Regions from separate parts of the Mus musculus genome. Here region 1 is linked to region 2. Evidence: chromatin loops called from intact Hi-C (ENCODE). Cell type or tissue: left cerebral cortex. All regions are shown on one strand. Links, peaks and the distances in the headings refer to the core of each region. The heading gives the core; the rest is flanking DNA.

Evidence for each region. Peaks named below come from ENCODE experiments on the same cell type or tissue, not always from the same donor. Only the 100,000 strongest peaks of a DNase experiment are listed, where the experiment ranks them.
Region 1: a loop joins it to region 2, with 4 times the contacts of the local background. A loop is called at or near these places in 10 of 42 quality-filtered maps.

Annotation. Positions count from the first base shown.
Region 1 is chr17:31,557,760-31,573,102 of GRCm38, reverse strand. Pknox1 (Pbx/knotted 1 homeobox) reads right to left here and starts at 8,330. Exons shown (of 11, transcript NM_016670.3): 1 at 8,215-8,330. In left cerebral cortex, for the core only: a CTCF peak has its summit at 7,116; DNase peaks (open chromatin) are centred at 7,823, 8,312, 8,631, 9,149 and 3 more places; H3K4me3 peaks cover 3,505 bases; H3K27ac peaks cover 2,464 bases.
Region 2 is chr17:31,650,032-31,665,374 of GRCm38, reverse strand. It overlaps U2af1 (U2 small nuclear ribonucleoprotein auxiliary factor (U2AF) 1), which reads left to right and starts at 6,621. Exons shown (of 8, transcript NM_024187.4): 1 at 6,621-6,722; 2 at 10,309-10,396; 3 at 13,663-13,729. The coding sequence starts at 6,679. In left cerebral cortex, for the core only: CTCF peaks have their summits at 6,720 and 9,952; DNase peaks (open chromatin) are centred at 4,287, 4,462, 6,531 and 7,071; H3K4me3 peaks cover 2,089 bases; H3K27ac peaks cover 1,411 bases.

The DNA of each region.
Region 1 (15,343 bases), core at 3,404-11,403, 92 kb after region 2:
GCGGGGATTAAAGGCATGCGCCACCACACCCAGTTGGCAATCTATATTTTATGAGACACAAGTTTCTGCTCATGTTTATTGGTTCATTTGTCATATTGTTTAAATCCTCTGTATCAGCAGTTCTCAACTGTAGACAGTTTTGGCACCCTGGGGACATGTAGCAATACCCAGAGATATTTCTCACTAGTGAAGCCTGTGAGATCCTGACAGAGGGATCAGGCTCCTGTCCTTCCTGACACCACTTAGTCACTGGGCTGCTGAGAGTCACAGGAGATAGTCTCTCTCGTCCTCTCTCCCTCTCCCCCTCCCTCCTCTCCACCTTTCTGGGAGATGTCTCTCTGCCAGTGTATGTATGTTAGTTTTCTCGCTATAATCAATTTGGGTAAAGATAATGAAACATACAAAGTTTAACACTAGTATTGATACTTTGAGTGAGACAACGTGGGCCCCAGGACTTTTCTCTTTCATCTAGTACTGACACCAGGAGTTTTTCTTGCCTGGCAGTTGCTCCTGGCAGGCTGAGTTTCCACCCCTTGTTTCCCATCTACTTGTCAGTCTTAGCTGCCTTATATAGCAGCTTGTTTGGCTAGATGACATCTTTCTGCTTAACTTGGAACTTTATCAGATGAGATATTGAGTCCCTTCAAACTAATTGTGATTCCTGATATTTTGGGCTTATGTCATATGGTTTTATTTCTCAATTCTCCTTTGTTAAAAAGTTTTTCTGGGGCCGGGCAGTAGTGGTGCATGCCTTTAATCCCAGCATTTGGGAGGCAGAGGCAGGCGGAATTCTGAGTTCAGTTCGAGGTCAGCTTGGTCTACACAGTGAGTTCCAGGACAGCCAGGGCTACACAGAGAAATCCTCTCTTGAAAAAAAAAAAAAGTTTTTCTGGGGCTGGCGAGATGGCTCAGTGGATAAGAGCTCTTCCAAAGGTCCTGAGTTCAATTCCCAGCAACCACATGGTGACTCACAGCCACCTGTAATGGACATCTTCTGGAGTGTCTGAAGACAGCGACAGTACACCCACATACATGAAATAAATAAATCATTTTTTAAATTTGTATATTTTCTTACAGAGCATCTGAGTTCAGTTCCCAGAATCCCTTAGCAGCTTACGACTGCCTGTAACTCCAGCTCATATATATGTAAATCAAAATAAAATAAAATGGGAATCGTATGGCTTTATCTGCCCAGTGGTGATAGGATGGCACCCTCTTCTGGTGCATCTGAAGTCAGCTACAGTGTAATTATGTATAATAATAAATAAATCATTGGGCCAGAGCAAGCAAGGACTGAGCAAGCAGAGTTGACTGGAGCAAGCCGAAGTCCTAAAAATTCAATTCCCAACAACCACATGAAGGCTCACAACCGTCTGTACAGCTATAGTGTACTCACGTACATAAAATAAATAAGTAAATCTTTTTTTTTAAAGTTTTTCTGGCTGATCTCTGAGAGTTTGAGGCCAGCTGGTCTACAAAGCGTATCCAGGACAGCCAGGGCTCTATTACACAGAGGAAACCTATTTCATAAAACAATTTTTTTCCCTGTTTGGTCATCCTGTATGTGTGTTATGTTTCCTGTCCTCACCCATCTTCAGTTATCAACTAGTTATTTTCACACTACACTAACTAAAGTCAATAGCAAACCTATCCCAGTTGGTTTCCATAACAACCCTGTATTATCAGTTACACATCAACATGTTTATAAGGCAAGTGTGCAGTTGCTCACCTGCATTCCCAGCTACCCAAGAAGCTACTTCAGGATGATTGATCTCTTGTGTCTAGTTCAAGGTGAGCCTGGGTAACATGGAAATACATGATGCTCAAGAAGACAGACATCTGTGTCTCAGAGGCTACATGGCACTTCACAATCATGTATAACTCCACTTCCAGGGGATCTAGTGCTATCTTCTGACCTCTATGGGCCCCAGGCACATATATGGTATATATACATACATACATGTAGTCAAAAACACTCATACACATATTTTTAAATATTCACAAAAATATCCACTAAAATGTACAAACAAACATAGTTTTCAAAGTTTGTCTGTCTCTCTGCCTACCCCTTAGGGCCATACAAATATAGGCTCCACCTGAATGGACAAACACACACAGTCACAAAATGATCCCTAGCTCTAGGGCCACATAAATACAGGCCATGGCTAAACCAAAGAGAATCTAATCTGTCTGTCTCCACTGGGTTTCTCTGTGTAGGCCTAGCAGTTCTGGAATACTCAACTTTTCACCCACCTAAAGTATTTTTTCAAGTCATTGGCTAGGCATTAGCATCCTGTGGTCCTTTCCAGCTCCCCAGTGCTACCTGCCATCAAAGTCAGCCTACACTCCAAGCTGGAGAAGCTGGATATTCTAGGCAAGCTCAGTTCTAGTGTCTGCAGAAAGCACAATCAGCACTAAGAGAGAGACATGACAGCAGAAGGCAGCTAAAGATAGCACTGGAGAATGCTGGACTGTCTCGACATTCTTCTTCCATTACTAATCCTCCTTATGAACCGATGGTCCTTGTCCAAATTATATGTGCTTTTTTTTTTTCCGAGACAGGGTTTCTCTGTATAGCCCTGGCTGTCCTGGAGCTCACTTTGTAGACCAGGCTGGCCTCAAACTCAGAAATCCTCCCATCTCTGCCTCCCGAGTGCTGGGATTAAAGGCGTGCGCCACCACGCCCGGCCCGGCTCTATATGTGCTTTATAACACACCTGAAATACCAGGACATTCTAAGAAAGCTGGCAAAGATCTGTCTTCAAAGGGACACCTTCTCCAGGAGCGGTTTTAGGGACTTAGTCACCCAGCACAAAGTCAAGGGAGTTTGCTGTGTATGAAATCTCAAGAGGGGCTGGAGAGATGGCTCAGCAGTTAAGAGCACTGACTGCTCTACCATAGGTCCTGAGTTCAATTCCTAGCAACCACATGGTAGCTAAGCTCACAACCATCTGTAATGGGACTGGATGCTTTCTTCTGGTGTGTCTAAAGAATGCGACAGTGAATTCACATATTTAAAATAAATAAATCTTTAAAAAATGAAATAAAAAAAGTAGTAGTCTTAAGTGACAGGGGCTCATAAATCACAAACAGCCTTGGTCCTCATCCCCAGGCACAGTAATGGCCAGTCAATAAGTAACTCATCTGAAGGAAAATATCTGCCAAGAAATCACTTTAGTTTTCAAACAAAGCTTGAGAATGTGCCATTTAAAACTTAATATCCAAATAGAATCAGATATTAAACCTTATTAAAATAAAACCTGTGCCAGGCACAGTGGCACACTTACAACCCCCTACTCAGACAGCTCAGTTGCATGGGAGGCTCAAGAGGAAGAATGGTTTGAGGCAAGCCTGGGCTACACAGCAAATAAAAATAAAAATGTACAGAATCCAACTAAAGACGTAGCAAAACTCTAATAACAGAGACACTGTGTTAGTCTAAGGGGGTGAGTGCTGACGTGTGAGAGCACGCATATGCAGATCAGGTCACTTTGTCTGTTGCTGCATTTGCCAGGCCAGCTGGCCCAGGGATTCTCAGTCTCTTTGCCTTCCATCTCTCCGGGAGTGCTGGGATTTACAGATGTGCTCCCACATCGGGCTCTATGTGGGTTCCTGGGGATCTGAGCTTGGGGTCCCACACTTGTGCAGTAAGCACTTACCTGTTATCTCGGCCCTAACAAAAGACATTTTATGGGGCTTAAAATTTGGTTTGAGGCTGAGTTAGATGGTCCATCGTAGCTATTAAATTCATTATCAAAGCTTTAAGACTATGTGACTATCACCGGCATCAACTCAAACTGCCACAAAAAAACTTGCCTAATGTCCTTGTTACTAGAACAGTGACTGTCCTGGGAGACACAGACGACAGTGGTCATGTGTTTAACATGTACAAAGTCCCAGGTTCAATCCCTAGCACAAGGAAAGCAAAGGAAGAAAGAAGAGAATGGGGACCTCAACTCTCCCACGCTAAGCACACTTTCCCTAGGACAAACGTTCTCCCTTGGGCACTGCCAATGCCGCAAGGGACATCCACAGTGCAGTGCAGGAAGAGGCCCCAGCAGGCCCTTCTTCCAGCAGGTGCTGCCTTTCCATACCAGATTCCCTGTCAACCCAGGAGTACATGTTGAGTGGATGAGAAGAAAGCCAGTTTTCAGATGGAAAACACAAAGTCAAAAGTTAGTGCTCAAAGGCCCCGATATATCAGGCATAACCATAAGATATTAAAAAAAAAAACTGTGACACTTAACATTTTTTTAAATTAATCTCTTTATTGTATGTGTGTACAACACCACAGCTAGTGTGGGGTTAAGGGAAGCTGCAAGGAGTCACTTCTCTTCTTACACCATGTGGGGTCTGGGGCTGAACTCAGGTTGTCAGGCTTGGTGACAAACAACTTTCTTTACCTGCTGAGCCATCTCTCTGGCCCAACTTTAAAATTTTAAAGTAAGAAACATTTATGTTAACATGCATAAAATTATATGATATTGCCAGATACAGAAGTACTTTTAACAACTTATACATAAAGTATATGCACATAAACTAGATTCAGAAGTGGGCAAAGAATTTAAAAGATATTTCTCCAAAGAAAACACACAAATGTCAAATCCATGAAAAGATGTTCACCATCACTAAGCACTAGAAAATGCAATTTATACAGTAAATTGTTATCTCACATACAAGGACAATTTAAAAACCAACCACACAGAAAACTGATGCTGTAAGTGGAGCTCAGGGATAGAGTGCTTGTCTGTTTACAAAGCTCTGGTCTCTTGCCACAAAACAACCAAACACTCAAATCCCAGGATGTGGAGAATCTGGAAACCCTGAGTAGAGCAGTGCTATTGTGGAAAAACAGGACAATGGTTCTTTAACCAACATGGTGTGGACATCTACTCCTGAGACTGTGTCAAACGCCCGGAAAGCAGAGCCCAAATACTCGCACACTCATTCATGTTCATGACCACATTACCCATGATAGCCAAAAGGCAGGCAGAACCAAAATTCCAGCAATGGTAGATGAACAAAATGGAGGGCATACACAGGATGGAACTTTATTAGGCTTAAAAATATGGAAATGCAGACCCAAGGTAAAATATGAATGCAACTTAGCTAAATGAAATGAGTCAATCACACAAAAGTAATTATTCCACTTATATGGGATACCTAAAATTGACCCCTTCAGACATACAGGAAGTAAACTGTGGTTGCTGGCAAGAAAATGAAGGGGCGTTTGATGTTTAAAAAGACAGCTCCCAGCTGTCCGTGCGGATGGTGATGTGTAGGAAGAACGAGCACAGAAGTCTCATGTCCATGGCTAACAAAAGGGAAGGCGGCAAAAGTGAGGACTGAGAGAACATGAGGTAGAGACAACATGGTGACTACAAAGGGAGCCCACTGGACACCTGTCGTCTTATCCCAGTGAGCACACACACAGAGTCACCAGAGAAGGCTTACCTCTATCAGAAGGTGGGCCTTCAGGTGACAGGATTGCCCTGAACAGAAATTATGTTATATACACAGAGCACTGACAACCCATGCTAACCAGTTTACCCTCAGACGGGAAGAAGGGCCTTGTGACTTTACCCATCAGGATGGCCACGCTCTATCACTCCAGAGAAAGGCCCAAGATGATAAAATCATCTGGAGCAGGGATATTTGGAATGACAGGGCTTTGTAAAGCAAGAGTTCCGTCAGTGAACTGCATCCCCTACCTCATGGTTTTCAAGATTCTGTAAATGTTCCCCCCCCCCGCCACCTCCCTGAAAATCCTTGGAGTAAGAAGCTACGCCATCCGCTTCCCATGATGCTGTTCCAAGAACCACAGAACATCAGAGACACAATTCCCAACCACAGGCCACACTGCCTGCCTTCTGGGGGGAACTTCCTAAACAATAGCTCAACAGCAGGGGCTGTAGCAGTTGAGGTACCTGGCATACCCTCAGTAATGTAACACGAAGCAGCCTTTGTGGCCAGGCCTTTGTCTGCTTTGCACCAAATGACTGTCCAGTCCACTTTGTTCATCCTACCAATCCTACCACATACAACATACTTTCACTCTAGACAAGATGGAAACTTTCACTCTAGACAAGAACTCCCTGTGTTTCAGCACAGCTAACTGTAAGACAGCCTAACCCACCAAAGGCTGTGGCTAACTTCTCTTACCCTCAACCACTGTTAGACCACACCACATCAGGACATCAAGCTCTCCTGACTGTTGTACTTCTTGAATTCCTTGTCACCTCTGCCAACAAAAAATTTGCCAGGTCATGAAGAGGGCCCTGAACATCCATTCATCCATATTCCTACCAAAGACAGCTGAATGTACATGGGTTTCTAAAAAGGACAGAAACTGACAAAAACAAAAAGGAAGCATCTTCAGCGAGGAAGGCAATCAGATCAGATGAGCAAAACCAGTGTGAGGCATGTCCACAAAGCATTTAAGTTGTCACAGAAACCTCACCACACTCCCAAAGGACTTGGAAAGCTCTGCTCAGCCCGGCTGCACAGGGAGCTAATCCGGGGCTCCGATGAGACACTTTGGCCCAATACTTTTTTTAAGACAGGGTTCTCTATGTAGCCATGACTATCTTGATTGAACTCTATAGCCCAGACTAAAGAGGTCCACCTGCCTCTGCCTCCTGAGTGCTGGAATTAGGAGCGTGCCACCACCACCTCGCTAGATCAGATATTTTTGAGAGCTATTCCAACATGACTGGTACTCTTTTTGACCCTGGGAAAGTTTCAGCTCCTGGATCCACACTTCGAACTTTGGCAAATCTCTTTTCCTCTCAACAGTTCTGGTTTTAACTGTGCAGGGCCAAAGTGAAGCTTGTAACTGAATGTTACTACTCCTACAGTGACTTTGTTTCCACAATTCACAATCAGGACCTCCTAAAGTTAGGATACAAGGCCACAGAAACGTTACCAAATGTAAACTGCCGCCCCCTGAATCACAGAGCTGGTTGGGGGCGGGGGGGGGGGGGGGAACCGAGCTATCTTCCCAGCCATCCTTGTTCTATCCTAAAGCACAGGGGTCTCTCTTAAGGAGCATCAACTCCTGGTGCCCTGGTGGCCAAAGTTCTCCAGGAAGAACCTTAAGCTTCAACGGTACCTCACACAATGGTGGATCTAAGACTCAGCGCGCTATTGCCAACGGGATGGCCCGCACAGGCTGGGAGGGTTTAGGGACTCTTGCCTGCCTCACCTGGACACCGAATGAGCAACAAAAAGCGTGCTAGCAACGCGTTCCCGCCTCAGTCAAATCCTTCCCTGGAGTGTTTAGGGAAAGCTCATTTTTCTAGTGCTATGACAGGAGGCCTGCTTAGAGGCGTGTTCTTCCATCCTTTAGTGGAAATCACCCACATCTTTAAAAAAAATAAAATAAAACAAAAACAAGTCACTTCTGGAAGAGGCTTCCCTGTCGAGCCGACACCCACGTCTCAACTATCCAGAATCCCTGATGTGTGCTCAATCTTGGCCCCCGTGGCCCGCGCGCTCCCGGCTGGCGCGGTGGGACCGACCGCGCAGGCTACGGCCTCCGGAGCCTGGAGCCGCGACGTCGCCGGGCTCGGTGCTCCTAGCCGCACCGCTTCCCTTCTCAGATACACACGGAGCAGGCACAGCGGACCAAGCGCTCCTCGAGAAGCTCTCCCCGACGGGCCGTGGACACGCGCGACACGCTGTCACCATCCGCGGACTCCCCCGGGAAGCCCCACACCGGCTCCGGCCGCCCCTCTGGGCTGCCGACCCCGCCGCCATCTTCCTGCCGCGCCGCCCCCGGGCCTCGGCCCTCGGCCCTCAGCCCGCCGCCGCGCGCCCCCGCCGGCCCGCGCGCCCCCGCAGCCGCGAGCTGCACTCCGTGAGCGACGGTTAGGCGCGCGCTTCGAGCGGGCCCAGCGCGGAGGCCCTGCCGCCTTCGAGAAATTTCCGCGCCCCTGAACCCACACAGGAAAACAAGCCGGGCGCGCCCCCGCGCCGCGGCCTCAGCGCCCCCTCCCCCCATCGGCGCACCCCTCCCCCCGCCCCCGCCCCCGCCCCGGGCGCGGGTCAAGTGCGGCCCGGGGCACCGCCCGCCCGACCGCCCGCCTGGCCCGCGGCGGAAGAGGCAGCGGCGGAGGCGGCGGCAGCGGCGGCCTCGGCCGGTGTGATTGATAGGGACGGCGGCAGCGAGAGCGGCGGCGGCGGCGGCGGCGGAGCGGTTGAGTGACAGCTTACCTGGGTGCCAATCTTCATCACACTGACAAGCGGCTGCAGCAATCGGGACCCGCAGTGCCGCGCCCGCGTCCAACCGTCACGCCGACGCCGGGCCACGCGACACAGCCTCGCTCAATGGGAGGAGGGCGACGCCGATGCGCGCCGCATCAATATTCACCGCGGGGGCGGGGCCTGCCGACCCCGGGCCCCGCCCCCGCCCAGCGCGACGGCGGGCGGGGGGCGGGGCGGGTGGGGCGGGGGCGAGGCAGGGGGCGGGGGAGGGCCCAAGCGGGGCGGGGCAGAGGCCGGTCCCGCCCCGCTGCGCGCACTCAGCCAGGCCCCACCCAGCGGCCCAGCCCGGGCGCCAGTAGCAGCCTGCCCCGCCCCAGAGGCAGAGCTTATGTTTCATGACCACGCCGTGGGGCGTGGCCCAGAGAGCTATAGACCACGCCTCCTCTGCGCACTCGTCTGCTCCCTCCCTTCGGATAAAGGTTTGTGGAACTGGGTGGAACCATCTGCAGCTCAGGCGGGGAGTACGGGCTGTACCATCAGAGGACCTTCGCGATTCTGGGCCTCCCGGCTCTAGCCCTTCGTTCTGAGCGGCGCCTCGCAATCAAGGTTCTGGAGCTGGGGTAGGCGCGAGGAGGTAGGCGTTCATCTTTAAAGACCGAAGGACTGAGCGCTTGAGATGTTTGCCCTGGGATCTAACCATGGATGCAGTCTCCTGACTGACCGTGAAGTGACTGCGGTCTGACATCTGGTCCGTTAGGACTCCAGGCCAAAAAAAAAAAAAAAAAAAAAAAAAAAAAAAAGAAAGAAAAAGAAAGAAAGAGACCTTTCCTTAGGAGGACTGGACAGTGTTGTCTCTAGTTGAAGCTCTGCCTAACCAGATCATCTGCAGCAGCGTACCCCGGGCCCCGTGGCTTCACTGATCGAAGTAAAAGACAGAGCGAAAGAGGCCCTCAATTTGCCTGGCTTGTCTAGGCAACAGTTTTATGCAGTGGCCGCCTGAGTGTGTGATCGGTGCTTCTCATCCGTACACAGATTAAAGCGGTTCTGATGACCCCACACTCCTCAGGAGGAGCCTTGTACCCCAGGACTGTTGGCTGGAAGGGGCCTGAGGAAGCCGCAGCATGTGTTTGGTAGGACACCCTCCTGTGTCCTCAAGGCTCCACAGACACCCCAAGGCATCACTCTCTTTGTAGCTACAGTTCGGTTCACCACAGAACCCACGTGGAAGGAGAAAACCAACTACCAACACATGTGTGGTATGCACACACATTTGTCCACATACAATAGCAACAACAATATTAAAATTTGAAAAACTGGGTTTGGGAGCTGAAGATATGGCTCAGCTGATAAGAGTGCTTACCTAGCATACACAAAACCCTAGGTGGGATCCCCAACACACATTAAACCTTACCAGGTTTAATATGGTGACATATGCCTGTTATCTCAGCACTTGGGTAGTCGAAGCACAAAGATCAGAAGGTCAAATTCATTCTTATCTACCTTTTGAGGTCCTAGCCAATATGGAATACATAGGGACCTTGCCTCAAAGAACAAAGTTATTAAGCATTGCAGGGATTAGCCGGGCGTGGTGGCGCACGCCTTTAATCCCAGCACTCGGGAGGCAGAGGCAGGCAGATTTCTGAGTTCGAGGTCAGCCTGGTCTACAAAGTGATCTCCAGGACAGCCAGGGCTATACAGAGAAACCCTGTCTCGAAAAAACAAAAAACAAAACAAAACAAAAAAAAAAAATTGCAGGGATTAACCAAAGAGAGTATCCTGTTTTGCTTTCCATTGCTGTGTTAAAACCCCGACCAAAACAACCTGGGAAAGGCTTATTTGGTTTTTATTTCCACATCATGGCCTGTCACCAAGGGATGTTAAGGCAGGAACTGAAGCTGGGCTGTTACTCCTCTCCATGGTTTGATCATCGTAATTTCTATACAACTGTGGATCACCTGCCCAGGGTTGTCAACACCCACAATGGTTGGGTCATTAGATCACCATACCATAGGTCCCAGGAATCCTTTGCTTCCTGTGTGAGACCACACAGGACCTCCTCCTCCTAGGGCTGAGATCCAGATGGCTTCTAAGGAAAGAATATTATACATTTAACGCTATTTACCATTCGTTCTGTGTCTTTTTTTAAAGATATTATTTATTTGTCTTATATATAAGACAAGTACACTGTAGCTGTCTTCAGACACAACAGAAGAGGGCATCTGATCCCATTACAGATGGTTGTGAGCCACCATGTGGTTGCTGGGAATTGAACCAGGACCTCTGGAAGAACAGTCAGTGCTCTTAACTGCTGAGCCATTTCTCCAGCCCCCCATTCTGTGTCTTTACAATGCCCTTTAAAGCTTCACTTTTAGGGGTGGGAGAAGTGTCTCTGGGGTTAAAAGCATTATTATTCTTCCAGAGGACCGGAATTTGGTTTCCACCACCAATGTCAGGTAACAAACCACCTGTCACACCAGCTCCAAGGGATCCTACATCACTCTCTGTCATCTGTGGGTCCATACACACAGAAACACATGTACACATACACATAAATAAAAATAAATTATTTTGGATGGCTGGAGAGCTGGCTCAGCACTTTAGAGCACTGACTGCTCGCCCAAAGGTCCTGAGTTCAAATCCCAGCCACCACATGGTGGCTCACAGCCATCTGTAATGGGATCCAATGTACTTGTCTAGTGTGTGTCTGAAAGACAGCTACAGTGTACTCATATAAATACAATAAACAAATCCTTAAGACAATAAATAATTTTAAAAGCTCCTTCACCACTTTCCTAAGGGCCATGTTTCAGAGCATGAGTGAGAAGCCACACACACAGCAACCGTATGCAGAAATTCAAGAGTAGAACTCGCTGAGCAGTGGTGGCACACGATTTTAATCCCAGCATTTGAGAGGCAGAGGCAGGCAGATTTCTGAGTTCGAGGCCAGCCTGGTCTACAAAGTGAGTGCCAGGACAGCCAGGGCTACACAGAAAAACCCTGTCTAAAAAAACCAAAAAAAGAAAAAAGTAGAATCTGTTCCCATTTTTAAAAGGAATGATCTTGGAACTTGCAACCTGCTTTTCCCACTCTTTAGGAAGCACCTGGACATGACCTCACTTTGGAACCTAAAACTTTATCAGATTTTATTTACCCTGATTTTATCCCAACTGTCATTGACAGCAAAGAGGATTTTAGTCCTCTTGAGTATAGGTGCTTGTGGTGGACACATGTCCGCAGGTATAACAGAGGGAGGGAGGGACCAGTTAGTCACCCACACTGTGTGTAGATCAGCCACACTGGACAGTAAGAAAGATAATTGACTGGGATGGAGGCCAGACAGGTGGTAGTGTGTTCCATGCAAAACCCACAGAAGGGTAGAGTGACAAAGGCGGCAACTTGAAGGACTGAGCTTCCGCTCTGGTTTGCAGGGGACCTCACAGAAAAAGAAAGACATGGTAGCCCCTGACCACTAGGACTTCAGTGTGCATATCAGCCCAGTAAGTATCAGATGGACACAGGCCATTCCATGTCGGGTAGAGGAGGACCTTGGGTATCCTTAAGGGATCTGGGGGTCTGGAAGGAGGGTGATGATGAATGTGTGGGGTACTCAGCTACTCAAGAGGCTGAGTCTGGCCGGACGTGGTGGCGCACACCTTTAATCCCAGCACTCAGGAGGCAGAGGCAGGCAGATTTCTGAGTTCGAGGCCAGCCTGGACTATACAGAGAAACCCTGTCTTGAAAAAATAAAAGAGGCTGAGTCTGTGAGTCTGGAGGATTGGGAGTTCAGAGCCAGCCGGAGTGATTTTAGCAAGACACATCTACCTCTATCCCTCGTATCAAAATCAACCTGCTAAGCTTGGGTGTTGCCTATCTGTAATCCTAGCACTTGGTGTTGGGGACAGGAAGGTGAGAGGTCAAGAACATCCTTCCAAAAAAAAAAAAAAAAAAAAAGAACATCCTTGCTATAGGAAGTTCCAGGCCAGCCAGCCAGGCCTATATGAGGCTCTGTCTCTGAAGAATGAAAAACAAGGGCAAAAGCCAAAGCAACCAGACAGTCGATTATAATGTGTAGATTCCATTAGAGTTGTTCCCTCTTCTGTTTTAGTTTTCTCTTTGTGTGTAGTATCTGTGCTTGTGTGCATGTGCATGTGTGTGACTGTGTGGGTGCGAGAGGTGTGGAGATCAGGGGCTAACATTGGCTGTTCTCCTCAGTCAGTCTCCACCTTATCTTTTGAGTCAAAGTCTCACTGGACCTAGAGCTACCTGCCAATTGAGGCATCCCCTTGTCTCTGCCTCCCCAGCTCTGGGATTATAAGTGTGTAAGACTTCTGGGACATTTCGCATGGGTGGTAAGAATCAAAGTCAGTCCCTCCATCCCTAAAGTGTCTCCCTTATCCCAAGTCTCTTCATGCCGGGTATACAAAGTTTCCTAGGGATACCATAACTGACCGAGTGATTTCATAGCTGAGGAGGTCAGAAGGGCCTTAAGATTCAGTCAGGACTGCCCTCCCCAACAAGGCCTGGGGGTGGGGGGGGGTCCTGCTCTCAGCACCACAGCTTCTCTCAAGGTTGCTAACAGGTGCTTTCTGGTCCCCAAATGCTTTATCCTGTCCTTACCTCTCTTCCTCTTTTCTTTTTGTGGAAAGCTTTCTGGGGTACCACTTGGCAGGAGTCTGACATTGGCCAAGGGCAAGGAAATGGGCTTCAGGCAGGAATCTGACATTAGGGCATAATAAGGAAGTAAGTTTCAGCAAGAATATGACTTTAGGCTGTAATAGAGAAGTAAGGTAAGGCAGGAATTTTAGTCTTAGGGTGGAACAGAAGAACTAGGCTTCAGGCAAGTTTTGGGGCTTGGACAGGGAAGTGGGCTCAAGTATTTTGGTCATAATGACAAGTTCTTTTTTGGGGTTTTTTTGTTTGGTTGGTTTTTGGGGTTTTTTTTTTTTTTTTTTTAGTTTTTTCGAGACAGGGTTTCTCTGTGTAGCCTTGGCTGTCCTGGAACTCACTTTGTAGACCAGGCTGGCCTCGAACTCAGAAATCCACCTGCCTCTGCCCCCCCAAATGCTGGGATTAAAGGCGTGCGCCACCACTGCCCATCTTAAACTCTTCCTTCTAGAATCTGCTTTGCCCATGGTGTTATAGCAGAGTAACATAAAGGTAACCAACTGTTCTGGATGGGCCTGGTGCTGTTTATATGTGGACAAGGAGTCACAAGTACTCAGGTGACTTATGAACCAATCCCCTAATGAATAAAGGAGCCAATCACTGGGTGAGTAGGAGGGACTTCCGAGTTGGAAAGGGGACAAGAGGAAGCAGGAGAGAGTTAGAGCCTTTTGGACCAGGGAGAGCATAAGGGCAGAATGTAGCTGCTAGAGTTTCCTGGTATCATGGCAGATCCTCAAAGATTCACCACCAGAGGAATCAGATTCTAATAAGGTTTACAGGATTAGGTTTTAGTTGTTGTGCCCAGAGACTGAGTTAGCACTGTTTCTGAACTAAGTCTGTGTTGCGTTTTTCCTTCCCGAGGCGGCTCATCTGAGTTCAAGAGAGAAAGGTATGGCGGCAAAGCGTGGGTTTGCCTGATATGCACCACAAAGGCCATGGGGGTTTTGCAGCATGGGGCTGATGTGGTAATGACCCACCAGTGGGAACTTAAGAGAGCTGGGTGGAGAGATTTTGGAGCTTTGAGTCGGAGAGTCTCCGTGAGATAAAAACAGGTCAGCCATTGCCCACCAGTGCATGGCCAGCCAAGGCCACTGGAGCAGAGAGTTGCTGACACAAGTGCTCGCTCGTTCATTTTTTTATATTTCCCCGCAACCACCAACAAAGAGGAACTGTAGGAGTCAGAGAACTTCCAGATGTGGGAGCTGTGGAGGGTAGTGCCCGCCAAGGCCATGACAGCCTTCCCTATCCCTCAGAACCTCTGCGACATGCTCAGTCTTAAAGCTTCCCCCTTGAAAATAAAGAGGTCAATGTATATAAAATGTCTTTTAGAGTTCTACGAACAATTCTAGCAAATGACAAAGTATACTCAGAGGAACTCAAATTCAAGGCATAACCACCCCCCACTCCCAGTTTATACAAATCTATCCAAAGCACCAATACCAGCCAGGACCTGAAGTGTGAAGTGAGGTCCATCCTGTGGCGGGGTGGAGTCTTGGCCTGTGGGATCTGACGTTCCAAGTGGAGCCATGGTTGACTGAAGCTTCCCACCTAGGGATTGATGTGAGAAGGGAAACCTACCAGGCTAAGAGCACAGATGCACTCTGCAGCATCCATAGGATTCAGAGAACTTCCAGATGTGGGAGCTGTGGAGGGTAGTGCCCTCCAAGGCCCTGACAGCCTTCCCTATCCCTCAGATCTGTGGCAGAGAAACCAGGTTGCTTGGTTCTCTTAGCCCCCGCTCTACCATGCACTAATCAACCCACACAGTTGGGCAAGCTGGGCCCTGTGCACGAGGGAATTCCGATCTGGACACCGCTGTCCTGGAGGTACCAGGTCCTTGCTGCATGAGGAGTCTCTGTTGTTCACTTCCCCACCTCCACAACCGGATTAAACCTGATCCCACAGCTCCAGTTTGCGACTGGCTGTCCATGTGGTGGGCTCAGACCGGGGCGCTAGAGTGATACAGTTTCCCACGGTATTTCTCAGTGGTGACTGCTAAGGTTTGGAGAACAGTTCTCAGCTGTGTGTGGAAGGCTTGGTCCCCAGTCTATGATGTTACTGGGAGGTGGTGGAGCCTTTAATAGGTAGAGCCTAGGGGAAGGAAGTTAGCTCACCCCATCCTATTTCCTCTTCCTGGGTGCTTTGTGAGGAGCTCCTACACACACACCCTTCCCCCACCCCACCCCCCAGGCTTTTAATATGCTGCTTCAGCCTAGGCCCAGTGCAACAGGGCTGATAGACCACGGGTCAGAACCTCCAAAAAAAGTAAGTCTTTTAAACCTTCCTTCTTCTTAAGTAGATAATCTCAGGGACCTTGGAGTCGTAATAACCGTAATAACCGACCAACACAGACACGTAAAACCTGCTCGTCTGCTAAATGTTTGCTGGGGTGGTGGGGGTTTCACCCTGGAAGAACTGTGCTGGGGTCAGGACTCACCCACCAGCAAGGCATGGTCCCTGAAAGTGTAAGCAG
Region 2 (15,343 bases), core at 3,486-11,485:
AGATTTCTGAGTTTGAGGCCAGCCTGGTCTACAGAGTGAGTTCCAGGACAGCCAAGGCTTCACAGAGAAACCTGTCTCGAAAAACCAAAAGAAGGAGGAAGGAGGAGGAGGACAAGAAGAGGAGGAGGGGGGGGTAGGGGGAGGAGGAGGAGGAAGAGGAGGAGAAGAGGAGGAGGAGAAGAGGAGGAGGAGGAAAGGAAGGAAGGAAGGAAGGAAGGAAGGAAGGAAGGAAGGAAGGAAGGAAATGCAGGGAACGGGGAAGAGGAAAAAGAAGCATGTGACAGACAACACCTTTATCAGGACCCTGCTCCTTCCAAAACCCTTAACAGCATTCTTCTGGTCGGCAAGGCAAAGCCCTCTTGGGTCACACCTTGGAAATGCCCCACCTCTCCACAAGGTGGCACTGGGGACCAGGTTTCCCACATGAGGTCCGCCTGGGCAGGCTTCGGCAGCTGGCCTCCAGTAGTGAGAAGTGGGCAGACCCAGCAGAAACCCAGCAGCCTTGGTTGCTTTATACCCAGGCAGCCAAAACCAAAGCCTTTTCCAGATTGCCCATGGCCTCTGCCTCCAGTCCAGCCCAAACTCTCCAGAGTGTCCTTCCTGAATGTCCACTAGCCTCCTGCCAGGTTCCCCCTGGTTCTAAATTCTTCTGCCCCCCCCCAACCCGCCCTCCCCCACCGTATCATCCCACCCATCTCCTCCTGCACCCTCCTCCCAGAATCCCAAGCTCCACTTTTCAAGCACTAGTATTGAAACATGGCTGACATACCATCAACTTCAGCCTCTAAGAGTAACCAGTGCATCCTGTTTAGAGTAGCAGACTCACACCCCCCTTCCCACTACCGAGTTCCTGGATACTCTCGGGATTCTCTTGCTTGTTTGGCTCATTGTTGTTGTTGTTTTGGAGGATGTGTTTGTTTGTTGTTGTGACAAGGTTTTATTATGAGCCCTAGACTAATCTGGAACTCACTTAGAAGCCCAAAATGACCCTGAACTTGTTGTAATAAGCATCTTTTCTCAGACTCCTGAGTTCAAGTACTATAGATGTGAGCCCACCACACAGAGCTGGTTCCAGGATGTTTTTATCATCCCAAAAGGAATCCCAGACTGCTGCAGGATACTTGATCACACTGTGAACCTTAAGATTGTGTTATTTATTGGGGAAAAACAAAAAACAAAAACAACCTGTTTTTTTAGTTGTGGTGTGGCTCAGCCATAGTTTACACTTTTTTTTTTTTTGGTTTGTTTGTTTTTTTTTTTTTTTTTTTTTTTGGGTTTTTTCGAGACAGGGTTTCTCTGTGTAACCCTGGCTGTCCTGTAGACCAGGCTGGCCTCAAACTCAGAAATCTGCCTGCCTCTGCCTTCTAAGTGCTGGGATTAAAGTCATGCGCCACCACACCTGGCAGGTAGTTTACACTTTTAATCCAAGATCTTTCTGCTTAAATATTGTAAACAGGATTAAAGTCAAACATAGGCCAAGAGGCAGAGCAAGCAACCAGTTGACAGGAAGTGAACACAAGACAAAAGAAAAAAAAAAAAAAAAGAAAGAAAAAGAAAACATAAAGTAGCCGGGTGTGGTGGCACATGCCTTTAATCCCAGCACTTGGGAGGCAGAGAATCTCTTCCATATTAGATCACATCAGTCTTGGGAATTGGCAGCTCCTGATTCAATTCTCCCTATGTCCTCTCTCCAGTAAGGATGAAATAGCAATTGCCAAGAGATGCGGTGGATCAGACAGGATTCTGCTGTAGCCTTGCCATTGTTACAATAATGCACCTGGTATTCAATTCTTTTTTTTTTATTTTTTATTTTGGCTTTTCAAGACAGGGTTTTTCTGTATAGCCCAGGCTGTCCTGGAGCTCACCTTGTAGACCAGGCTGGCCTCGAACTCAGAAATCCACCTGCCTCTGCCTGGGATTAAAGGCGTGTGCCACCATATCTGGCCTGGTATTCAATTCTATCTGCACAGCCTTACAACTGGGTGGTCACTGTACACTCAGCTTTCATATGCCATAGAATGGCCAGGCACCTTACACAGCAGCTAGAGTCCCAAGACCGGAAGAACCTAGTCCTTTGACACCTAGGCTCAGACTGGTGCCAAAGTCACTCTGCCACATGCGTGTACAGAAGCAATTCTGGATATGCCAAACTCATGGAGGTGAAAACAGAGGTGACTTTTAAAATATATATATATATATATATATATATATATATATATAAAACACCAAATTGTGTAACTTTTATTTTATGTATGAGTGTATGCCTGCATGTGGGTGTGCTTGCCAAGTGTATGCAGTGCCCAAGGAGACCAGAAGGGGGCATTGGAACTAGAATTACAGGCAGCTGTAAACTGCCCTGACATTGAACTCTCTCTCTAGCCCTAAGAGGATGCATCTTGACACAAATAGTTACAAAGTCTCATTTGCAAGGATCAGGAAAATAGAAGGAAACTAAGGGCAGTTTTTCAGAAAACATTGAAACAAACTATCCAGTATCAAATGAAAAACTAACAACAAATAGTATCTATTTAATGATGGCCTGGGCCAGAATTCCAGATCAAATACATTCACATTTTTTGTAACTAAATTACTTGTTCTAGGTGAGATAAATAGCAGAGGGATAGTGTTATACCTGGCTTCTAGTTGACTCTCAGGTCACCACTACCTAAATAGTAACAAAGCAACTTGTTAAATAGCAAGGTAATTATACATTGTAACTTTTCTTATGTTGATTGGAGTGGGAGACCTTTGGACTTAAGTGGGCTACTTAGAAGCTAAATGCCAGTCTCTATAGATACCTTAGGAGCCAGCAATCTTGTGTTGATGGCCCTAAGGTTAAAGGTGGGCATCATAGGGACTGAGGGGAATCTCAAGTCCTGAGGCAGCACCAGGGAGGTAATGGTCTGCCCAAGAAACCAAGTCACCAGGCTTATGACTGGCTAGTCCTTTTTTTCCCCTATTATTATTTGTTTGGTCGTTTTGTTTGGTTGCTTTGTTTAGTTGTTTTGTTTTGATTTTGAGAAAGAGCCTCTGTGTAGTCTCTTGGTTGTCATGGAGCTTGCTATGTAGACCAGGCTGACCTTAAAATAACAGAAATTATACTGGCTCTGATTCTTGAGTACTAGGCTTAAAAGTGTGTGCCACCATGCAAAAGCTGGGCTATGGTGTTTTGTTTTGTTTGGTTTTTGTTTTGTTTTGATTTGGTTTGATTTAGTTGCAGTGGTGATGGTTTTGGTTTGTTCTGGTTTGTTTGTTTATTTTGGTTAGATTTAGTTTGGTTTTTCTGGACAGGATTTCTCTGTGTAGCCATGGCTGGTCTAGAACTCATCTGTAGACCAGAACTCAGATATCTGCCTTCCTCTGCCTCCCAAGTGCTGGGACTAAAGGCATGTGCCTCCATTGCTTGGCTCTGACCTGGGTTGTTTTGAACATAGTGATCCCAGGGTGGGTATGATGGCATGCCTATAGTACCAGCACCAGGAAGGCAGAGACAAGTGGATCCCTGTCACTTTAGAGCTAGCCTGGTCTACATAGTAAATTCCAGGCCAGCCAAGGCTGCACAGCAAGACTCTGTCTCAAAAAAATAAGACAAAACCCGGGCAGTAATAGCCCTTGCCTTTAATCAACTCAGCACTCAGAAGGCAGAGGCAGGCAGATTTCTGAGTTCAAGGCCAGCCTGGTGTGCAAAGTGAGTTCCAGGACAGCCAGGACTATACAGAGAAACCTTTCTCAAAAAAACCAAAAAATAAATAAATAAATAAATAAATAAATAAATAAAACAAAACCAGAGACCTAGAGACCATGCAAGCATGTGCTGATGGAACTAGCCAATTGTCTAAACATTTGCAATTATGGAAGTGATAAAATACTGGTATTGATCTTGCACAGGCAGTGCCAAGATCTATCTATCTATCAGTGAGTGGTACGAGACCCCAATACTTCTCCAGTCATTTATCTTCCCTCTTCTTAAAGGATATAAAACTTCTTTCATAAAGGGAGGGACAGTAAATGCCAAGAACATGACTATTCAAAAGACATTCAGGATGGATGCGCTGAGGGGCTGTGCAGAATACCAAAGGCTGGCTTTTCTTCCAGGCCAGCTTAGCGGTTAGGAATTTATGGGACTTATACCAGAAAGCCAGACAGGGAACATTTCCTGGTTTCCTTTGCATAAGAGGCAAAATGCCCACGCTCACACCTGTAGCCTTTCCAACCTGCCAGCTTCACGGTGCCACCTGTTCCTCTGTTAGCCCTCCCTGCCTCACTAGAAATGGAGCCGGCTGGCACACTGCCTCCTCAGCCCCTAGTGCTTGTTCAAATGATAGTTTTCATGCAGCAGGTTCACAGAAAACCTGCCAGTGTGGTTCTCAGCTGTTTCCGGCGAGGAAGCAGTCCATCCAGGCAGGTTGCTTTACTGCTTTGCACTTTTGCATATTCATGCTCACCTTTAAAGTTCAACTGCTCCTGCTTCTTTGCAGCTTGTCACGGCCAGCTTACTGCTCTCCCTGGCATATGGTAGCATCCTCGTTGCCAGCTCTATTGCTGGCAAAGAGCTTCCCACATGCACTTATAAATTCCATTTATCTGCATTTTTTTTTCCAGACAGGGTTTCTCTGTGTAGCCCTGGCTGTTCGGGACTCACTCTGTAGACAAGGCTGTCTTTGAACTCACAGATATTGCTTGCCTCTGCTTCAGATGTTAGGGTTAAAGGTGTGCACCACCACTGCCTCCCTCTTTTATCTGTATCCTTAAACACAAAACCACTGGGGATTGAGCCTAGAGCCTTATGAATGAATGCTAAGTAAGCATTTGTAGCACTGAGTAGCTCAGCCAACACTCTTCCTTCTTTTTGGAGGGGCTCACTATGTAGATCTGTCTGGTCTGTAATTCTCTATGGAGACCAGGCTGGTCCTTAAACTCATATATATCCACCAGTCTCTGCCTTCCAAACATGGGATAAAAGGTGTGCATTGAGTTTTATATCCTTTAAGAAGAGGGAAGATAAATGACTGGAGAAGTATTGGGGTCTCGTATCACTCACTGATAGATAGATAGATAGATAGATAGATAGATAGATAGATAGATCTTGGCACTGCCTGTGCAAGATCAATACCAGTATTTTATCACTTGCTTCCCAGCTTGCCTTTTAAACTTTTTACATTTGAAGCCAGGTGGTGTTGGTACACACCAGGAAGGCTCAGCACTCAGGACCCAGAGGCGGGTGGATCCCTGTAAGTTTAAGGCCAGCCTGGTCTACAAAGTGAGTTCCGGGACAGCCAGGGCTACACAGAGAAACCCTATCTTGGAAAACAAAACCAACCAGACAAAGAAACAAAACAAAAAGTGGAAAGATGCCTGTATACTTAGAGCCTTGGGAGCCATAGAAGGCCACCAACAGGAATAGATGTCACCAGGTCTGTATTCTTTTAAACTCTCTGTCATGTCAGCTGGAGCAATATTATACCAGCTGTATTAGTTACTTGTAGTTGAGGGAGAGAGAGCCCAGTGATACAATGCATGGCGAAGTATGAAGTGGTTATCCCTGCCCTCACAGACATACCCAGAAGCCTCTTCTCCATAACTCAGAAAAGTGGATTTAAACATTACACCAACCAAGGCTCGGGATGTCATTCAGTTGATAGAGTGCTTGCTTAACATACAGCATCATATAAACCTATTTGGTAGTACACACTGGTAACCCTAGCACTCAGGATGGTAAGAGATTCAGAAGGATCAGAAGTTCAAGGTCATCTGTAGCTGTACATAGTAGCTATGTAGCCTGATGCATACACAAGACCATCCCATGGAGAAACAAAAAACAAAACACGCTCAATAAAACAAACATCGTAGCAGCCTGTGTCTATATATGTGTCACAGGGCTTATTCTTCTAATGTCTCCAAATAAGAGATAAATAGATGTGACAGGGGAAGATGAATGGGTGAGGCATGGATAGTTGGGTAGCTTAATTAGTGAGGGGTGAATGGGCGTGTGGGAAGAAAGAAGGATGAACAAACTAATGGTCTGGTGGACCTGATCGGGTCATTCATCCTGGTTCCAGTAACCAGGTTAACTAGTGAGAGCCTGTGAGGAGACCCCAGCTTCCCACAACCCTCTTCCACGGTTCGTCCTCGGATGGAAGTGGCTCTATAGCCAGAGAGAGCAGATAAAGTCATCCAACCAAGATGACCCCGCAGCCTGGGTCTCTGCCTGAGATAACGGAGATTAGGCTCTGCCTGGAAATTTGGTGACTTGAAGGTGAGCCTTGTGACTGTGAGGATGCTGTGGTTTAAGGCCCTCCAGGAGGCCGGACAGAGCCCCTTATCTACAGCTGCACTGGTGGGAGGCCTGGGACAGGAGGGCCAGCAAGGGGAGAGGGCGCGGTCCCAGCGGCGGGAGCGGGAAACAGCGGTGCTGAGCACGCGCGGAGCGGCTGTCCACAGCCTAAGCCGCAAGCAATGCGCGGGACCCGCCCGGGCGCCAAGGAGTGCGCAGGCGCCAGGGTAGGGGCGGAGCCTCCTCATGCTCTTCGTCCCGCCCCCGCGCTGGCAGCACCTTTCCCAATTGGACAGAGTCGCTACGACGGGTGGGGAGAGCGTCGTCGCGTCGGGTGACGTCTCCGGAGGGACGTCGGCGTAGTCGGCAGCGTCGGCTGCCGTGCCTGAGTCGTCCGCTCGAAAATGGCGGAATACTTGGCCTCCATCTTCGGCACCGAAAAAGACAAGTGAGTAGGGCCGGCCTGCCGGGACTTGGGCTGGGGAGGCGACGGGCAGCGGGTGCCGGTCGAGGCAAGCGGCGGTGACGTCCAGGCGTGGCGGCTGGCTCGGGCCTGGAGACCTCGCGCGGCTCGGCGCCGCCGCCTCGTGGGCCGGGCGGCGGGACTGGCGGGCGGCTCGGGCTGGGCCTCGGCGCCTCGAGCTCCACCGCGGGCGCTCCATGCCGGGTTCTACGCGGGGCCCTGCCCCACGCCGCGCTCCCACTGCTGCCCGGGGCTTCTGTGGCGAAGTAACACGTTTCTTGCAACTTTAGGCTTTGAGTTATCGTGTCGGAAGTGCTGTGGCCCCGTCCTCTCTAGCATTCAGTGCTGGGGCCGACCTTTGGGAGCGGTTTCGACCGAATAAACCTCCTGCCTGCCTAAGCGTTGGCGGACCCGCCTTTCTTTTTAAATTAAGGTTTGCATTTCCGTAGCCAACTGTTAGGGTAAGAGGAAAAGGAATAGCAATATTCCCGCCTGTGGTCGTGTGCTGCGAGGCACATACTCATTTCCGCGTGTCGGCTGAAATTTAGGTTAAGGGGAATGTCTTCGGACACTTTCAAGGATAATTCCTACTTTGAAAACCTAAGGATTTAAGTATCTGGCTTAATCTGCTTCCAGTAAGTAGTCACCATCTTTATGTTTCTGAATCTTGTACAAGGTTTATGCAGATGTCAGTCACGGTGGTAAGCGTTTGCAATAGATAACGTTTTTGGTGCCACATTCTCACTCTTAAAATGTTCTGTTTTCCAGGATGGAGGCTGTCCGATCAGGCACCTTTATACAGTCTTCAGTGTTTGAAAGAGGGGATGTTTCTAAAAGTCTCATGCCTGAATCGGCAGTCACTCAAGAGACATTTAATTGGATGTTAGGTCTAGACCAGTCTTGGAGAATCAGCTGGAATAAAGTCTGGGTTCTCAGGAAGTCATGGAGGAAGGTTGTGCCTTGTGTTAAGGATGACTAAAATACATTAAAGGGACTAGAGAGATGACTCAGTGGTTCAGAGTGTGAACTGCTCTTGAAGAGGCCAGTAGTGTGGTTCCCTGAATCCCCTTTATTGCAATCTGATGTCCTACAACCACCTGTAGTGCCAGATCTTGGGAGATCCATTGCCTCTGGCCGCCACGGGCACCCCTCCCCCTCCCCATATATGTAATTTAAAGTAAAGCCGTTAAAGTACTTTTAAATCAACACTCAAAAGCCAGGTGTGGTGGTACATTTAGTACCAGCACTCTGGAGGCAGAGGTAGGTAGGTGGATCTCTGAGTTCCAGCCTGGTCTACATAACAAGTTCTAGGAAGCAGGACTGGTGATGGCTCAGCAGTTAAGAGCACGGACTGCTCTTCCAGAGGTCCAGAGTTCAATTCCCAGCAACCACATGGTGGCTCAAAACCATATGTAAGGTTCTGGAGTGTCTGAAGACAGCTACAGTGTACTCATATACATTAAATAAAATCTTTAGCCGGGCAGTGGTGGCGCACGCCTTTAATCCCAGCACTTGGGAGGCAGAGCAGGCGGATTTCTGAGTTCCAGGCCAGCCTGGTCTACAAAGTGAGTTCCAGGACATCCAGAGCTATACAGAGAAACCCTGTCTCGGGGGAAAAAAAAATCTTTAAAAAAAAAAAAAAAAAAAGTTCCAGGACCTAGCAACTCTGTCTCAAAAATACATGCAAATTTGCTTGGTGTTATGGAAGAGTACCTTCTCTAAACTGGTTGCAGAGAAAATGTGCTAGAACACGTGTATGCCAGTTCTCACATGAGAGGTTTCCCTGTGATGATGCCTAAAGGCTGGGACTTCAAAACCAGAAGCATAGTCACTCAGGCCCTGTGCTCATGTCTGTGTGGAGAAGGGCCATCTCAACAAGCTATTCACAATTTTAAAAACCAACAAACAGAGCCAGGCGAGATGGCGCACATCTTTAATCCCAGCATTCGAGAGGCAGAGGTAGGCGGATTTCTGAGTTCGAGGACAGCCAGGGCTATACAGAGAAACCCTGTCTCGAAAAACCAAAAAAAAAAAAAAAAAACAAAAAAAAAACCCAGCAACAAAAAAAAAAACAAACTGAGATTATTTATGTGGTTTTAGCTGAAACAGGAACATGGGTACCTATTAACTTTGGGGCTTTTTTGTTTTGTTTTGTTTTTTCCAGACAGGGTTTCTCTGTATCCCTGGCTCTCCTGAAACTCACTCTGTAGACCAGGCTAGCCTCAAACTCAGAGATCTGCCTGCCTCCCAAGTGCTGGGATTAAAGGCGTACGCCACCACCGCCTGGGTAACTTTGGGGCTTTTTAAGTAGTGAGTTTTTACCAATCAAATATGTAGCTGTGACTTGTTCTCTAGACCCAAGCTTGTCTGACAGAAATCACCTCTGCATAGCCCTGGCTGTCCTGGAGCTCTTTGTAGACCAGGCTGGTATCAAACTCAGAGATCCCCCTGCTTCTGCCTCCCAAGTGCTGGGAGTAATGGTGTGTGTGCTGCCGCCACTCAGCTGAGGCCAAGTGTTTGCTGGGAGTGCAGGTTTGAGAGCTGTTTTATGTGGAACCCTTGAGTATTTCAGCCAAGAAGTTTGCCCATTACCTAATCAAGTTAGGTTATGTAAAGTAAGGAACCCATTCTCCTTTGCAGATAAGCGCACAGACTTGCTGTCTGATCAGCAGAGGATACCTGGGCTTTATGGTCGTCCACCATGTGACCTTCAGCCTTTACTCCAGGGCCAGGACTTAAACATGTGGTTCTCACTAAAAGTATCTATGGGACGGCAGTCCTGCCTCTGCAGCTGACATCTTCATAGGGAAGCTACATCAAGTAGAAGCTCAGACGAAACCAAAACCCAGCACCTGATGGTTCTGGTTGCTTGTGGCTCCTTGGAGTATCTGAGCAGAGCTTTGTGGCAGCTGAAGTGCTCATGTGTGATGTGGGAAGCAGGCTAGCCGTCCACATAGCACATTTGCACTGAGGTGAAGCCAAGAGACCTGCTTGCTTCAGAGCAGTTTGGAAATTTCCTCTTGGTTTGGTGCATGAGTTGGAAAGAGCCTGGACTTTGTTTTCTGTTTTCTTTACGTGGTGACAGCACTCAAGCCTGTGAGCAAGCAACACATCCTTGGAACAGTGCCCCTGCAGCACCCAGGACCCACAGAATTAAAAGGCGGGGTGGGGGAGGAGCTTGGGGTAGCAGGAGGCAAGTTAGAATTAGAAATCCTGGGCTAGTGTGATGGCTCAGTGGGTAAGAGCACCCGACTGCTCTTCTGAAGGTCTGAAAGTTCAAATCCCAGCAACCACATGGTGGCTCACAACCATCTGTAACAAGATCTGACGCCCTCTTCTGGAGTGTCTGAAGACAGCTACGGTGTACTTACATATAATAAATAAATAAATCTTTAAAAAAAAAAAAAGAATTAGAAATCCTGTGGGAGCTAGAGTGGTGACCTCTAACACTGCCTGCAAGAGCTGCCTGACTTCTGTAGCATGGAAGAAAGTAGCTGAGAAGTAGCTTCAAGTTAATGGCGTTTCTGCCACATCTTGCCAGAAATAATCAGTTCTTGTTTTCCCTTTACAGAGTCAACTGTTCATTTTATTTCAAAATCGGAGCATGTCGTCATGGAGACAGATGTTCTCGGTTGCACAATAAACCAACCTTTAGCCAGGTTTGTGTGTTGCTGGGTTTTTTGCTTTTTTTTTTTTTATTTTTCACAAATTATCAAAAGTTCTTGTGCTTTCAGGAGCGATTAACATTCTCATGCACTCAGCAAGTTAAATCTTCCCTCTGGTTTTATTTTGCATTTGTTACAGAGGGTGATGGACCTACCCAGTGGGAAGTCTTGATGTCCTTGACCTTAGAGAAGTTTCTTAAAATATGGTTGGGTGTTGGCTGAAGCTGGAGTTTGCCGCCCCTTTCTTCTCCCTTACAGAGACATTAGTGGATATAGAGGGATTTCTCCTCACTGAGCAGTAGTGATGCAGTCACTGGGTGAGGCGTGCTGGCATAGATGTCTATCAGCAGACCCAGCATACTCTAATACCCCAGAGAGGTCCATGGTTTGACACCACAAGGCATCCTGAGCATAGAAACTTAAAGATGGGCATAAGTTGCTCCTGTCAGGGTTTCTTGAGTTCACTGAGAGGTGTTCGTTATCTTAGGCTTAGGTCTACCAGAGTTAAACTGAGTCCCATATTTCGTTTGGTGGGGCAGTAGGGGTTGTGGGGGAAAGGCAGTTGAGTCCTGGCACAGATTTGCTAATAAATGAAGAGGTGGGAGACTGGAAGGTCTCCCTGAGCCTACCTAGATTGGACTGCTGCGTCCAGGCCTGTGTACAGTGACTGCGTACAGCCTACAGGCTACATACAGCTGCAGGGCATCTTCCTTTCACAGGGTTTTCCTTCTTCTATACTAGATAGTTTTCCTGTAGAAAGTTAAAACATTTGCCAGTTATATATATATAAGGAAGAAGGGAGCCTTGTGTTACCCCAGGAAACCACAGCACTGGATGTTTTTAGAGGGGAGAGCATTCCCAATTATCCTTGGCTGCCCTGTGGTTAGTATCAGAGGCATCTGTCCTAATGACCCTAAAGGGTCCTTCTCTTTTAGTGAAATTTAAGACTTATCAAACCATCTGCTTTAAACTGTTATGAGTGAGTTATTTGTCTGTTAACAAAATCTCCCAGCTGACCCAGTGGTCTTAGGCTGCTGACTCTGCATGCCTTCAGTGTCTCTGTACTTGGTTGACAGGCATGTGAGCTTGTGGGCAGAGAGAAGTTGCTCCCAGTGCTCTCTGAGCCAGTGTTGCACACAGTTGGTTGCCTCAAGAGTTCTTAAGCACTGAGGCCTAGAACAAAGCCAGGAGGTGGGCCCCGTATACTATGTAAGCTCAACACAACAACAGTTACCTCAGTGGAGTTTGGTTGACTAGTCAGAGGTAACTATAGCTTCCCCTTTTACGTTGCTTTCCCTACAGTGAGCAGCCTTTGTCGGCCCCAGTACTGGGGAGACCTGCAGGGACCAGGTATCTACTTGTCACCATGCTTCCAGTGGGGAGCTGGGTAAAGTCAGCTCTGGGAAACCTCTGCAGGTGCAGGCCCGCCAGGGTGGTTGAGGGCTGGCTGCTTTAACCCAGTGGTTCAGGGTGTGTGGTCTGATGCTCAGCCTTCCTCCCAGGTGGGTTCCAGCGGCAGACTTGTCTCCCAGGCACTGTTCCTCGCCCTGCACCCTCTGAGCACAGCCGGAAGCTGAGCTCTGGTCTGCAGAGCACCTAGAGCTGCTTTCTTTCCAGCAGGTTGTTGAGAGGCAGTCTGCTGTAGGTCACGCAGTATTGGCTAGCATGATGGTAGTGGAATTCAGGGTGGGTTTCTTTGTAAGCTCTAGTGATGTGGGCGTGAGATTGATGTACTATATTAGCTTACTAACTTCAACATGGTTTGTTTTTTCAGACAACTTGATTTTAAGAAGAACGGTACAGTGTAAGGTTTCAAGTCTGCCTGATCCAGTTAAAAGCACAAGGGTTAAAAGGATTTTTTCCTTAAAAAGAAGGATCGCAAAAGAGCAAATGTTTTAACTATTGTATTATGTAAACAGAGACCCACCAAGAAAGTGTAAATAAGAGTCGGGTATCCAAGACAACTGGCGTGGCTGCTTTGCTAAGAGACCAGAGACCTTAGTACTGCGTACAGTTGAAGTATGCATTTGGTTAGGACAGATGACATTGTGTGAGGAATGCGATTATGTGACTTTTTAACCTGTTGTGTGCTGGCTTGAAGTACAAGAAAATGTTAGCATTCTCTTATCTTGTATTGAAGCACTTTATTATTGGTAACGGGGACCACTCAAACAACAAATACAATTTCTTCTTGGTTGCTGGCTGACTTGACCCAAGTCACTGCTCAAACTCTGTTTTCATAATATGATGGTTTTGGTATACTCTGCACAAGACACAAGTGTCTGACTTGTGAGAAAAACAACAAACAAACGTTAACCGTTTGCAAACAAACTGTCTCTTTGCAATTGTCTAATATATGCACAGCAGCCAGTAGAATTCCCCTTTTTATTTTTTTTCCCCGCAGACCATCTTGATTCAAAACATCTATCGTAATCCCCAAAACAGTGCACAGACGGCTGACGGCTCACACTGTAAGTCCCACAGTTGGAGAAAGTTTTTTAAACGATGGTGTTCAAGAGCCCACTCTTAATTGAGACATAACGCTGGCTCTGAGCTGCTGACATAGAGCTGTTGCAAACAGGACACGGTGCTGGAACCTCGTGGCGCACAGCCAGAACTTGACAGGGGCCACAAGCGCTCAGGAGGCGCTCTCCTAGGGAAAGTCACTGGCCGGCCTCTCCTGTTGACTTATGTTTGTCATGAGAGTGTCCACCTACAGGAAGCGGGTTTTAGCCCGGTAGCCAGTTGTCGGCCTTTACTGTGACTGAACCCTGGCCTTTCTTAAGTTCTTTCTGTAAAGTTAAAATGGTAGGAATATTAAGGAGTCAACAAGGTAAGTTGCCCAGTACTTGTGGGTTTTATTTCACCATTATAATTTTTCCTCTAGGAAGTGGAGATTTCATGACATGAGATATTGTATTTCTCTGGTACAGCGAGCGCTTGGTCCATTGCAGGTGCAAGCACTTTTCCTCTCCGTCTCTGTCAGCTAAGAGCTGGTGCCATCCTTGCTGGGCTGGCACTTAGCAGTGGAGAGTCCGCTGTGGGCAGAAGTGCGATATTGGCATCTCATGAGATCTCCCTGCACTGCAGAGTTAGCGTAGCTCAAGACAGCCACCAACTAAGGGGACACCTCTGCGCGAGGGAAATAACCCGCTCTCTTTCAGCACTGACTCAACTGAAGCGATCGATCGTCACAGGCAGCCGGTTAAGTGTGTACATTTAATTTCCATAATATAAAGTTGTTGCGTTTTGTATTTCAGACCATTGCCCTCTTGAACATTTACCGTAACCCTCAAAACTCTTCCCAGTCTGCTGACGGTTTGCGCTGTAAGTTCATACAAGTTCCTTCCCTGGTTCCCTGGGCTTGCGTGTCAGAGCTCAGTGTCCATCCACCTGGTCTGCTGTGCTAGTGTCAAGAACCGCGTCCTAGAGATGGCAGGAGCTGTTGTCCCCACTCACCTCGAGATCTGAACTCCTGCCCCTTAGTCAGGATGACAGTGACTGGCAAGGGCACCCTTGAAGTAGTTGGGACTTGCTGCTCTTGCTCCCTCCGCACTTGGACCGTCACCCTGGGATGCACTGGGATTGAGTTGGAGGTCTGTTCTTCCCTCTGAAGAGCAGCGGCATCTGAATGGCTCTCTCGCTTTCTGGAACTCGGGTGGAAATTGCTTAGAAATTTTAAGATTTTTGTTGCTCATTAGCCTCATTTCCATAAACTGCATGTCAGAGGTCATGCTCTTCTGTGAGGGCCTTGTTCTGAGTGTTTCCCAGGTGAGGGTCTGCAGCCTGCACTGACTCACCCACCCGTGCAGGTGTGCTAATCAGATGAGCACTCAGCAGAAGGGATGCTCAGTGTCTAGCCACCCACGTTACGTAGATAGCATCTCGAGCTTTGGGGGGTAGTGTGTTACGTTTGGTAATGAAGGGTACTTGGTGGGGTGACAGCTTAAGCTGGCATCAGTAAACCTTGCACATCACTTCCTGTGCTGGGAGCCACTGTTATTCCTACCGTTGAGCACTGGGATGCAGTCACGTCCAGACCCAAAGTAGACTCCCCTTGGATGCCACAGGCCTAATCCACCACACCCCTCACCAAAACCTTCATCTCTTGAAAATAAATGGTCCCAGGACGACCACCTGCTGGAGCTGGCCAGGCTGGGAAACCTCTGGTGCCCCTGTCTGTGTAGATGGGGCTTTTCATGTGTTTCCTGCTGAGGTGCTGAGTGTTTGTGACGCTAACCCTGACCTGATGATAGAGCACTCTCTAAATTGAGATAGCAGTCACCTGGCAATCAGTCCCTGGTTTAAATGCTTGGTTTTGTTTTATTGTTAGAAATAAGGACTATAGGAGGGGGGAAATGTTTATGTGTGGCTTTATTAAGTAACGTTTGTTCGTGTCCCTGCCCTGGGGTACAAGCAAATGGAAAACAAGTGATTGGTAACTGGTTGTTCACTTGGGGACTCTGCTTTCCTGACAGGATGTTGTGTTTGCTGTCTCTATTTGCAATTCACAGTGTGTTTTGGGGTGTACTGTAAACTGAATTTTCAGCTCTTATTAAATCTTCCAGTTCTGGGGTCCCGGTGGTAGAAAGTAAATGAAACTAACTTTATTTTAGAGCAAATTAGTTCCCAGGTTGACATGTGTAGGAAAATGCACTTCACATACACAAACTAAAGTTAAAGGAGTCTCAGCTTTAAGAATAATATTTCTGCAAGAAAAGTAGTCATTTTCTAAGTTGTAGTACTTAAAATACACTGAGCCCACTGGTGTTCTGGTCAGTGTCTTGGTGTGCTGGCCTCGTCGGCCTTTGGGTCGCTTTGACAGATGGGGACTGGAACAAAGTAGGTGTGTTCATCAGTCTTAAAACCACCACCAAATGTTTGTCAGAGCACAGGAATATTTTTTTCCTATTCTCATTCTACCCGAATACAGAAGGCTTT